Regions from separate parts of the Mus musculus genome. Here region 2 is linked to region 1. A link is a contact called in ENCODE POLR2A ChIA-PET data. All regions are on one chromosome and are shown on one strand. Each heading gives the region's core, a stretch centred on a gene start or an enhancer-like site at or near the end of the contact. The rest is flanking DNA. Distances are from core to core; before and after follow the strand shown.

Region 1 (6,110 bases), core at 3,541-6,040:
ACACTGAAACCCTGCCGGGCAGCAATGAATGTGATCCTCACAACACACGGCCTAAGGTAGACAGGGCAAAGCCAATAAGCACTGGTACCAAGCTGGCTGCCCCTTCCGCTTGGACTGCAGTGCCCACTGCTCCCAGGTACCTTGGCAAATGGACAGCAGCCCCAGGCCCCAGTGTTGAGGCGGCAGCAGGTATATCCTTCAGGGCAGCTCACCTCCATGTCGCACTTCACCTCCTTCACTGTGAGGTGGGCAGAGACCAAATCATCAAAGGCAGTGGGACCAGGTGCGGAGAACGGAGCACACAGCTAACCCAGTCACAGTGAGCCTCATGCAAGGCCAGTGGAGAGGGTCTACAACTGCCAGGTCCCTCCATGCGGCCATCAAAACCCACCCAGCTGATAGCCATTCCATAACTGACAAGAACCCCTCTTTATTGAGGGAATGAAATGGGGTCTAGTTTGGTCCTGTACCTGGGTATCCAGGCAGCTTGGTCAGGAGATCCGTGGTGTAGTTCTTGGATAGGCACTTACTCTGGATCAGGTCACATACAGTGTCCTGGGGGCAGCAGTGCAGGTGGTCGGAACAGCAGATGGCCTAGGTTGGGACAAGTATAAGTCTCTGAACTCCAGTAGTGAGGACAGGGAGCGAGCCAGGCTGATAGCGTACACTATTTCAAACCGCCACTAGGGGGCAGCATGAGCCTTAGAGCTCTCAGGGATCAGCCCAGTGCTTGGAGCCTCCTTGTAAGACTATATATGGGCTCAGGGGAATCCAGCCATTCACTCACATTGGGCATTGGACAGCAGCCATACTTCCCAGTGGGTAGCTCACAGCAGGTAGAATCATCGGGACACTGGGTCTTAGCATCAGGGCACACGACAGAAAAAGGCAAAGACACTGAAAGAGCAATGAGGCATGTGGAGGGGTTGCCAGGATGGTGGGGACTTTTTCCCATCCAAGAGTCAAATGTGGCTTCACCCCCCAGGTGCTGCTGGCTGGGTGGCTCCCAGCCTCCTCACCTGCCCTGTTGGTCTTTTGTGCAGGGAACTTCTTTAGTAGGGTGTGGGTGCCCGTGGGTGAAACGCATCGTGTGTGAACCAGGTCACAGGAGGCCCCATGGGGACAGCAATGCACTCTGTCTTCACAGCAAGAGGCCTGAGAAGAGACAGATAATCCTCAATCCATCTGCATCAGCCCCAGGTCCCAGTTCCACCCCGCTACCCGCTAGTCACCATTTCCCTACACCTGTACCTGGGGCATGGGACAACATCCCCACGAACCATCAACCATAATGCAGCAGGTGGCAGAGTCAGGACATTCAAACTGGCTCCCAGGACACTGGACAGCACCCAAGGGGTTATCTGCAAATAGAAGAACCCAGAATTCCATTAATCTAGTCAGCAAAGGCCATTCACCAGGACCGTCAAGAAGGAACTGCTGGTCCAGCTACAGGAGGTTTAGTGGCCAGTCCCAGGGCTTAGGTGATCTCCCAGGTAGCCCCTACTGCAGAGAGACAACTAAGGCATCCAGTGGTGTTAAACCACTCCAGCATGGCCTCTCCGTGTCCCCAGACCCCTAATTCGGCATCCTTATCTGTCACCTTCTTCTCTCAGAACTGCCCCTCTGTTCTGGAATCAGGGCCACCCAGGCGGTTGGGCTCCTGGGCCCTTCAGGTGCCACCCGATGTCCCTCCCCACATGCCCCCCTCCCCTGTGCCCCACAGCACCTGACATCTGGAAGCAGGATTTCCCATCTGCACTACAGTGGAAGCCCTGGGGGCAGCAGTGGTAGCCATCACCACAAGACACACCCTATGGACACAGAGAGGTCTGTGTGAGCAAGACGCTTTTGCTTGGGACTATTAGAGTGAAGGAAAGAGGTAAACACAGATTTTAAGCACACACACACACACACACCCCAACTCCCCAAGCCAATGGCACTGTCACCTTAGAGAACGGGCAGCAGCTGGAAGTCCCAGACACAGTGAGAAGACAAGAATAGCCAGCAGGACAGTGGCCATGGGTCTGGCAGGAGCCATCTAGATGATGGCTCGTTATTCTAGGCCATGTGTCCTGGAAAGAAGAGATGACATCAACCAAAGGGTCTGTGCCAGCCTTGCTCTGGTCAATCCAAGGTAGCCAGCCCTTCAAAAGGCCCGGGGTGCCAACTGGGGCAGGAGGCACTCACCAGAAGAGGGTTACAGCAGCTGTAGTTGGCTCCTCCCTGGTCAAGGCAGCAGGCAACAGGGCAGAACTGCCCATCTGGACACTGTGTTCCGGCTACCAGCCCTGCCGCGAAGGCCAGCCAGCTCATCAGGACCCACATGGTCTGCCTACAAATGCCAAGCAAAGTTTGGCAGCCACCTTAAACTCTGTGCCACCTTCTACTCTGAGGCCACGCACTCCCCTGTGCTCTGACCAAGGCCCTGGCTTCATTGAGTCTTCTCAACAAGCCAACAGGAAAGCAAGCAGATGTGTCGCTTGTGTCAGCGTCCTACCAGTGTGCAGCAAGCGCACATGCGTCAGCTGGCACACACTGTGGGCATGAACACGTGTGGATTCATGGCCTCACATACGGCTGAGACTCTGGGTAAGTGGGGGGGGGGGGCACGGGGTATGGCAGTCAGGAAGGCATGTGGCTTTTGTGGCTTTATCTATGGGACTGTGGGCTAACTGGGAGGCAGAGGAGACCTCAGCAGACACAGGAGGATGGCCAGCCCCACTGCCGGCACTGAACTGCCACCTGTAGCTTTCAAAAGCCTTGGGGGATGGAGAGGGACAGTCATCAGTCACATGATCATATGGGAAACCGAGCAGTGGAGAAAGTTGTAAAAACAGAAGTGCAGTGGTCAGTGGGGTCTGGTCTGGCTTCCCTATGGGCCAGCCACCGCCTACCCACAACTGTCCCCCCACCCCACCCAAGGGAAGGGGACACAGAGACTGGATCAGCCTTAAAGCTAACTTCATGGTGAGCCCTTCCCGACATCACCAGGGCACCTCAAACGGACCGCCTCCGTCTCTCCCCCCTCAGAAACCGAAACTCAGCTGCAAGTGGGAAGACCCAGCACAGTGCCTCACTGCCTCAGCAGGAGGAACCGAGCCTCTCACTTCCCTAATAAGCCTTTCCCCAGCCCAGCTGGCCTACCCAGCAACCCAGAATGACCCAACAATATTCAAAGACCCTCTAGGGAGTCTTTCTCCCTCTCCTTACTGTATTTCTCTGCAACAACTATGCAAAACAGTAATTATAATATTACTTTCACTTTTCAAATCCATGCCTAAGGATCAAGTCAGGGAAAAAAGACGGGATATGGGACTGGGTTCATATGCCAACTGGTCTCCCTGAATATTGTCAGAGAAGGACCCTGAATCCCAGAGGCCAGAGGTCCAAACAGGACAGGACAGAGCATTTTTCTGGCAGGTGACCCAAGCAGGATAGAAACAGGGTGGGAGCCGGGCGGTGGTGGTGCACACCTTTAATCCCAGCACTTGGGAGACAGAGGCAGACAGATTTCTGGTTTTGAGGCCAGCCTGGTCTACAGAGTGAGTTCCAGGACAGCCAGGGCTACACAGAGAAACCCTGTCTCGAAAAACCAAAAAAAAAAAAAAAAAAAAAAAATAATAATAATAATAATAATAATAATAATAAAATATTTAAAAAGTAGGTACAGAGACTTGGGTTTTAGTCCTGGAAGTGACACTCTATGTCAGAAATTGCTCCCTGTGTCTCAATTCTTCTCTGCCTGGACACTGGTGGCTATGAAAGACAGGAAATGCCACCCACACATGGCAGGCATGCTTTTGATCCCAGCATTTGGGAGGCTGAGGTAGGAGGGTTGCAAGTGCCAGGCCAACTTGGGCTATAAGGTGAATCCCAGGCCAGCCTGGGCTACATAGAAGGATCTGCCATCTTTCTCTTTCCTTCTCTAGGTCTTTTCAAGTGCCCTTTCACCTAATTCAAAGAACATCCCAGAGGCCATCTCCTAACCAGGAAGGGGTAGGGAAGACCCAGTTCCTCTCAACGGGGCTAGGGAGTGGTGAGCCCCTGGCCACCTCTACACTACACAGCTAGGGAGAACTGGAGCCTTTCAAAGCCCTAGCTCCGACATCTTCCACTAGGTGGCACCCCCCAACTCTGAGTGTCGAGGGGAAATGAATTTCCTAAAAGGTGAGCCAATCCAGATGAGAGGCAGCGGGGGAAAAGTGGCGGGGAGAGGCGGAAATTAGCTCTCTCGCCCCCCAAGAAAGGAAATAAAGCTGACACAACCCAGGGACTCAGCCATCACGCCCTGGTCCTGCTCGCAACCCCTTTGAGCTCTGGGGGCCAAGGGCCGGAGATCCCCACCCAATGCACGCCGCCGCAGAGAACACTTGCAGCGTCCGAAAGAGAAAGAGCCGGACCTGGAGACAGAGGTGGGAAGTACGGACAAGAGAGGAGCTGGCCCAAGAGTGGGGTGGTTCCTGTCCTGGAGAAAGGCCTGCAGCTTTCCGACATGCTGGGCAAGAGAAGCCTCTTATTGGGGGGGAGGGGGTGCGGGGAGGTGTCTCTACAACAACTGCCCCCACCCCTCCAAAAAAGAAAAGAAAAAAACAACCTCGTTAGTGCATCAGAAACCCCTAGGGGAGTTTCAAGAGGCAGGTCTTCTCTTGTCTCTGAGCTGAGACTCCAGAGGACCCTCAATTGCACAGGCAGCCTGGTCAGGCCTCTGGACCTCTGGACAGTAGCCGGGGAGATTGTCTGCAGAGGGTCCTCCTACCTGCGTCGGGGTCCGGGCTCCCTGGGAGGCATCTGGCGGTCAGCTCCAGGACTAGGGCTTGGCCGCACGATGGCCCGCCCACCTCAATTTCCATTAGCCATTGCTCGGAGATCCAGGGCTTCCATTGGTTACTTGTCTACGTAGAGGCGGGACTCTCCTGGAATGCTGTGTTTCTTTTCTACTCAGTTCACATTCCTCCTCCCTTTCCTCTTTCTCCCCACACCCCATTTCTAGGGATCATGTGATTAGAGAATCATATGACAACATAGCCCGCCTCCCCCAGGGCAGAGCTTGCTGGTTTGGGTTCTGGCGGCAGAGTGTTGCAGAGATGAGACACCTCATGCCTAAGGGCACCCACAGTTAGGAGAGCTGCCCTGAGGGCACGCGTTCAAGGTCGTTTACTGGAGGGTGTCTGCTTCTGGATCGGGACTTTTGTACATTCCTGTCTCTTCACGCCTGGCAGACAAGGACTCGAAACCAGTTGGAAGATGGTTGTGAGGGTGAAGATAAATAGTCCCCAGGTTTGAATGGGGAGAGTGGCTTAGACTAAATCTAATAAAGGTTCAAGGGCGAGTACCGGGCACTGTAGATGTGTGTAGGGAGGAGGCAGGAGATTGGCTCAAACTGGGGGGAAGAAGAGATTTAAATCCATATTGATAGCACTGCATTAAATTGAAGCTGAAAGAATTTTAAGAGGCTGATAAGGTGGGACAGAGGAACTTGAAACTAGATTGGGAAAGACAGTGAATCCTTTCCTTGGGTAGTTTATATCTTGTTCTTTACAGACAGCCTCTAGCAAGGGTTGAAAGCCACGTTCAAGATAAGGGCATTAGCCAAGTGTGTGGCACTGCCTGTGGAGTAGGCTGGTGGCTGTCGAGATGGAAGGGGTTTCCTTGTTTCAGCTGTCCCCACCTTCGAGGAATTGTTATGGTGGGTGAATAGAGACCATGGGGGTCAGCCATACAGTTCAGGACAGTGGGAGTCTTACATAGAGAGGAGTGCATGCAGGGTTGTGGAATTCCGTGAGGGCTTCTTACACTGGAGTCCCAGAAAGTGTGTAAGACTGGTGCATCATTCTGCATCCTGATGGTGTTAGCATAGGTGTTCCATGACATTCATACAGGTGTCCCCAGAACAGACCATTGCTTATGCTTCTAGTGAGACACAGCCATCTGCGGAGGCTGAGGAAGGGGTGCTGCTGAACCCCAGGAGTTGGAAACCAGACTCAGCAACATTGCAGCTCACCCTCTGAGTCAGGGTTTCCTGTGTTCCAGACGAGCTTCAGCTTGATAGATAGCTGACACAGAACTTCTCAGTTTTCTGCCCCCATCTCCCAAGCGCCACGATTGCAAGT
Region 2 (6,672 bases), core at 3,245-5,744, 39 kb before region 1:
TTTTGTACTTAGTTGCTTTTTCTGTCACCTTGGATGGCCTTGGTGGGTTGGTATAAGGCTCAGGCTAACTTCAAGCTTGGTGTGTCATCTTCCTCCCAATTGCTGGATTATAGTCTTGTGTCACTATGTCCATCTCTGCTGTCTCATTCTTTTTTTTTTTAAGATTTATTTATTTATTGTATATGAGTACACTGTAGTTGTCTCCAGACACACCAGAAAAGGGTATCAGATCACATTGCAGATGGTTGTGAACCACCACATGGTTGCTGGGATTTGAACTCAGAACCTTTGGAAGAGCAGTCAGTGCTCTTAACCACTGAGCCATCTCACAGCCCTGCTGTCTCATTCTTAACCATCTGGTTCAGGCGTTTAACCACCTTTAACCCAGAATTCTGCCCTACCCAGCTGGGTTTAACACAAGATCTTTCCTTCCTTCTCCATTCCTTGTAGCCACAGGCAGCCAGTGTCATATTCTAAATTGAATCTCACTGTCTTAGGGTGTCTACTGCTGTGATAAATGCCATGACCAAAGCAAGTTGGAAGGGAAGGGTTTTCAGCTTACACTTCCAAATCACAGTTCATCATCAAAGGAAGTCAGAATTCCTACTCATTCAGGGCAGGAACCAAGAGGCAGGAGCTGGTGCAGAAGCCGTGAAGGGGTGCTGCTTACTGGCTTGCTCCTCATGGCTTGCTCAGCCTGCTTTCTTACAGAACCCAGGACCACCAGCCCAGGGATGGCCCCGCCCACAATGGGCTGGGCCCTTGCCTCCTACAACTCAGTCTTCATGGAAGCATTTTCTTTCTTTCTCTCTCTTTTTTTTTTTTTTTTTTTTTTAGGGGGTTGGTGGGTGGGTGGGAGGGAAGAAGCATTTTCGTAATTGAGGTTTCCTCCTCTTAGATGACTTTAGCTTATCCATCTCTGATAAATAGATGTCAAGTTGGCATAAACCTAGCCAGCACAATCTGTTTCCTAATTTTATTTTGTACTTGAACGCTGGCAAGCATGTAGAGCTGGTACCCCTGCCACCTTGTACAATGAGGATGGAACGCGCACCATTAAGCCTGCAGACCTCTGCTGCCCCTGAGCCATCTCACTAAACCTGGTGACTTAATCTCTGATTTCCTAACATCTTTAGATAGCTGGCCATGTTAACACAACCTTTAATCCCAGCACTCAGGGAGCAACAGGCAAGCAGATCTCTCGAATTCCAGACCAGCCTGGTCTGCATAGTGAAACCCTGTCTCAAATAAAATGAAAATCTTTAGAACGCTCCATCTCTGATAAATAGATGTTCAAATTCCTTAGTGTGGCGTTCAAGTCCCCTTCAGTGTTGTGAGTCCCTGCCTGCCATTCCTGCCCTCATAACCCACCCACCCCTTACGCACTCCTCACTTAGCCCTCTACTTCCTCCTCTTGATTCCTGAGCTCTGGTCTCCTGCTCTGGTTACGTGTATTATTCCCAGTGTCAACCAGACAAAGCAACCTGTGCTTGAATCCTACCTGTGGCATTCCACCTGTGGACAGTATACCCAGAACTCTGCTGAGGCTAGTCTTTGTCTTCCTAAAATAGTCCCAGCCGGATCCACTTTCTAGAGCCACTTCGTAATTTCTGTTCTCCAAGGCGTACTTGCTGTCCCCGGGTGGCGGTCCTGAGTGTCCTGGGCTTAACCTGCTCTAGACTGAGTTAAGACTCTTGACTTGTCTTTGTAGCTTTTATGTCTCAAACAATAGAAATTGTTTTCTAAAACTCTGGTAAGTGGAGCTGGAGAGACGCAGTTAAGAGGCTTTACTGCTCTTCTCTGCATCCGCATCAGGCAGTTAACAACTGCTTGTAACTGCAGAACCAAAACCCTCTGGCCTCTGTGGCACTTGTACACACATGGTGCTAATAAGCACACACACGTGAACAATACGTTTAAAAAAATAATAATAATAAAGCTTGTCACATGGTATGCACTTTTAATCCCAGCACTTGGGAAGCAGATGCTGGCAGATCTCTTTGAGTTTGAGGTTAACATACATGGTCTACAAAATGTCAGGATAGCCATGGATACACAGAGCAATCTTGTCTTGAAAAACAACAACAAAGAGTCTACTCCAGTGCATAAACCAGCATTAGTAGTGGCATCCCTGGAGTCTCAGCTCCAGAGGTGGAGGCAGCAAGATCTGAAGTTTAAGGCCAGCCTGGGCTATTGAGACCCTGATTTGAAAAGAGGCCACAAGGGGTAAGAGTGAAGGAACAAAGACAGGGAGAAGGCTCAGTGAGTGAAAGCACTCAGTGCCAAGCCTGATGGCTGGAGTTCAATTCCTGAGACCCACATGGTAGAAGAAAACCAATTTTTAAAAGCTGTGAACCCGCCAGACGTGGTGGCGCACGCCTTTAATCCCAGCACTTGGGAGGCAGAGGCAGGCAGATTTCTGAGTTCGAGGCCAGCCTGGTCTACAGAGTGAGTTCCAGGACAGCCAAGGCTACACAGAGAAACCCTGTCTCGGAAAAAAAAAAAAAAAAAAAAAAAAGCTGTGAACCCCCATATTCATGCCTTGGCACACATGCCCATACATACATACATACACAAAACGGATTTAAACTGTGGTTAAAAAAAATCCAAGGCAAGGGCCTGGAGAGATGGCGCAGGGATTAAGAGCACTGACTGCTCTTCCAAAGGTCCTGAGTTCAAATCCCAGCAACCACATGGTGGCTCACAACCATCTGTAATAGGATCCAATGCCCTCTTCTAGTGTGTTTCTGAAGACAGTGACAGTGTGCTCACATACGTAAATAAATTAAAAAAAAATTTTTTTAATTGTAAGGCAAAAAACTACCATGTGATGTGAGTCAATATTGGGCTACACAGAACAGACCAACAATTCAGGAAGCACTTATCTGGGAACAGTAGGGAGACAGAGGGTCAGCAGACACTGGTGTGTGACTGACTACATACCTGTCATGTTTTGGCACTGGAAACACACCAGTGAAGAGAGCCCTGAATAAAATCCAAGGAGCTTTCTGCTTAGTGAGGGGTAAAATGTTAGGCTGTGTGCTAAGGGGAGGCATGCGAGGAAGGGAAGAGTTAGGAGTGCTTCAGAAGAGGGGAGAGTGGTAAAGTAGGATAAGGCAGTGGTTAATTCATGGAAATAAAGATGGAGGGGACATGGCTTCATGGTAGAGCACTTGTCCTGCATTCGAAAGGCTATCCCTAGCACTGCAGAAAAGGAGGGGAAAAAAGAAAAGACTTAAAGGAGGGTGTGGCTATAGTCCTACGACCCTTTGCCTTGGGGCAAAAGGCAAGCAAGACCATCAGGGCATGCGTGGTGCTCTTCTGCTCTCTGCCCCCTACCCCCATAGAGAAGGATCTTTTTTTTTAAAGACTTATTTATTTATTATATGTAAATACACTGTAGCTGTCTTCATACACACCAGAAGAGGGTGTCAGATCTCATTATGGATGGTTGTGAGCCACCATGTGGTTGCTGGGATTTGAACTCAGGACCTTCGGAAGAATAGTCAGTGCCCTTAACCACTGAGCCATCATCTCTCCAGCCCGAGAAGAATATTTCTACGCAGAATCTGACCCTCCTCACTTTGTTTACTCCTTCCATCCTTTAGGAAGACTTCAGATTCAGCCTTTCAGCAGCACTACATGCTGGGCTGTGGGCTAGGCCCTAGGACAGCAGAAAGAACCCTTGCTCTCAAAGGACTCGGGTACTCAACCCAGTAAAAAGTGCCATCAGGTACCATGCCCATGTGTGTGTATGCCATGGTGCCATCCTGAGGACTCACGAGGTTTCTCCTAGTCAGTGACTCCGTCCACAAACAGTTCTGGAAGGTTCTATTCTAGCTATCTTTCAATCTATTTTATTTATGTAGATACTGTCAACCAAAAAGGAGCAAAGCTGTTCACTTGAACAGCTGGTGCTCAACCTCGAGGACTGTGAACGCCGCACCTCAGAATGATGTCCTTTTAGCTCCATCTCCCCCCACTTAGGCCAAGACCCATTCATCACCCCTCTGCCCAGTATTGAAGGCTCCAGTGTAACCACACTAAGACTTGGTTCAAGATGGAGACGTGAGGAAAGTGATGGTCAAATGCAACCGGCTGAGGCTGCCCAAAGGCTCATGGGGGAGGAAGTGGGTAAATGTCCTACTCAAAATGATGACAGCCTCTGGTCTTATCAGGGGAGAACAGCTTGCTTACTCCTTCCTCTCCCCTTGGCCACATCACAGCATTCAAGAGCAGGATGGTCAGCTGCATGGGGGAGGTAAGAGCTGTACAACTGTGGGCCATGGCAAAGTGAGCCAGGCAGCGAATTCATGGTTATACTTTCCCAGGCAGAAAGGGATGGTGGCTGGACTTTCACAGTGACAGAGGAAGAGAAAGAGAAAGGGGATTGCCGGGCTTGTGGCTGAGAAACAGAGACAACAGGACATGGAGGTGAGCTTTCCTGGAGAGGAAGGGGAAGCAGTGACTTCCAGCCATCAGCATCCATCCCCGGGGTGGGCCCTCCCCCGTCCTAGTCGACGTCTAGAGGCTATTGCCCTCTGCCATGCCTGCTGCTCAGCCATGAGCTCCAGTCTGATAAGCTGAAACTTCCGGTGGTGGGAACTTCAGGGAAAGGGAAAGAGCTGGCCCATTCCTGTTTAGGACGTTTGGGAAGAAGGAAGATGGCCAGAGCCTCCTGCGCATGGCATTCCCTGTGGCTTCTGCAGTGGACACCACTGTTCTTGGGTCCTAGTGCTGTTCCTCCAGTCTGGGCCTTGAACCTGGACTCTGAGAAGTTCTCCGTCTATGCAGGTCCCAATGGCAGCCACTTTGGCTTCTCAGTGGACTTTCATAAGGACAAACATGGAAGGTGAGCGCTAAAGGACATATGGGCGTTAAGAGAGGTCTGCACCCTCGAATTGCTCCTGTGGACTCTCTCAGTACCTAGATGAGCAAGGTCAGTTCTCCGGTCTGAGTGGAGCTCCTGTCAATGGAGGACCGTTTCCAGGGTGGGTACTGGGGAGAGATAGCAATGGGGAGATGAGCACAAAAGTTTAAAGCTGATGTCTTCCTTTTTCCTTTTCCCCAAGTGTCAGTGATGTGACCGGCTTTACCTCCCTCCCCTCACCCTAAACTGACTGGCAAAGCTACAAGTACCTACCTGGTACACCTTGCTTTCCTCCGTTCCATGCCTCACCTCCTTCCAAATTACAGATGTTTGAAAAGAAGTATTAGATTACTAACAGTCAGTATGGATCAGGCTTTGAGGTCAGACTCCTGGCTCATCTACATAGCTGTGTTTATCCTGAGTGACTTATTGAGATGGACACTGGATTGCCCAGGACTGGGGAATAGTAATTATTCTCAAAGACAGCTGCAAGAAATTATTTCTTCTGCCTGAGAGAGCCACTTCATCAAAAATCAGGTCCCCTTCCCAAGATGGCTTGCACGCAGAGACTATTCGTGATGGGGAAGAACCCAGGGTTGCCTCAATTCTAATGATTCTAAAGGGCACTTCTCTAGCTGAGTGTGGTAACATGTGCTTGCAAACCCAGGACTTGGAAGCTGAGGCAGGAGAACTACCACAAGTTAAATAGCCAGGGCCACATAACAAGACTCCATCAGAATAAATACATAGAATTCCTGATGGGTGTCATGACAGACACCTTTAACCAATCTCCTTTACTGGAAAGCAGAGTTAGGCAGAGCCAGCCTGCTAATCCAAATAGTGAGTTTCCTCCGGGACAGCCAGAGCTACATAGAGAGAGCCTATCTCAAAACAAATAGACAAAACCAACCAAACGAAACCCTCCTGGCATCAGAGCTCCTGAGTGCCTCTGTTCAACTCCTTTCTTTTCTTCCGGTCTCCTGCTTCATTCCCCAAGGTCTGGTCACATGGGCACGATTTAATAAGCATCCTGTGTGTTTATTAACGCACACGTTTACAAAAGCATGTTGCCGGATCATACTAAATACCTCTCATACAATTATTGCATTTACTCTTCCAACAGCAACATTGGTTGTCATTACCTCCATTTTACATATGGCAGGCCTGATTTAAACAGAGATCTGCTAGGCTCCTCAACCCTGTCAGTACCGTACATCCCAGTGAGCTCTCCCCGGCCTTCCCCCTTTCAACCAGGTCTAGCTAAGGGATCTCTCTAGAAGTTTGACAGGCAGACATTTTGTCTGGTTCTTGTTGGGAGGGAGTGAGGGTGAGGGAAATCGGTGTACAAAGGAAGCATAACAGGTCTTTTCAGTAAGGATTATTAAAGCCTTCCCATCCAAACCAAACCAACTGGTTTAGTCTCAGGTTAATTTCCTAAGAATCCACTTTCAGCTAAAATGAAGAGGTTGTCCTCAAAGGACTATCTGTGAGGAAAGGTGGTCCAGTTTTTCCTATGCCACGCCTCCTTCCAGGTACTGCTGGGGCAGTGGGCACCGGGCAGGATAGAAAGGCCATAACCTGTGCTCATCCAGCTTTCCTACACAGCGTGTCCATCGTGGTGGGCGCCCCCAGGGCCCTAAACGCAAGTCAAGAGGAGACTGGAGCCGTATTCCTGTGCCCCTGGAAGGCCAATGGTGGCAAGTGCAACCCGTTGCTCTTCGACCTCAGTGAGTCTCAAGAATGAAGGGGAAAGGGGGTCCCCAGGTGGAAATGGATGGCCGGGCTCCAGAGCTCCACCTTTA

Evidence for each region. ChIA-PET counts read pairs that join two places held with the same protein, here RNA polymerase II (POLR2A).
Region 2: POLR2A ChIA-PET joins it to region 1 with 10 read pairs in embryonic stem cell. The contact joins the promoter of Itga2b here to the promoter of Grn in region 1. POLR2A ChIA-PET finds 5 or more read pairs at or near these places in 4 of 5 experiments (Patski and embryonic stem cell).

What each region holds. Positions count from the first base shown.
Region 1 is chr11:102,429,187-102,435,296 of GRCm38, reverse strand. Grn (granulin) reads right to left here and starts at 4,790. Exons shown (of 13, transcript NM_008175.5): 1 at 4,757-4,790; 2 at 2,188-2,332; 3 at 1,947-2,072; 4 at 1,727-1,811; 5 at 1,252-1,361; 6 at 1,020-1,155; 7 at 788-897; 8 at 471-594; 9 at 141-238; 10 at 1-51. The coding sequence starts at 2,325.
Region 2 is chr11:102,467,705-102,474,376 of GRCm38, reverse strand. It overlaps Itga2b (integrin alpha 2b), which reads left to right and starts at 4,494. Exons shown (of 30, transcript NM_010575.2): 1 at 4,494-4,852; 2 at 6,476-6,597. The coding sequence starts at 4,665.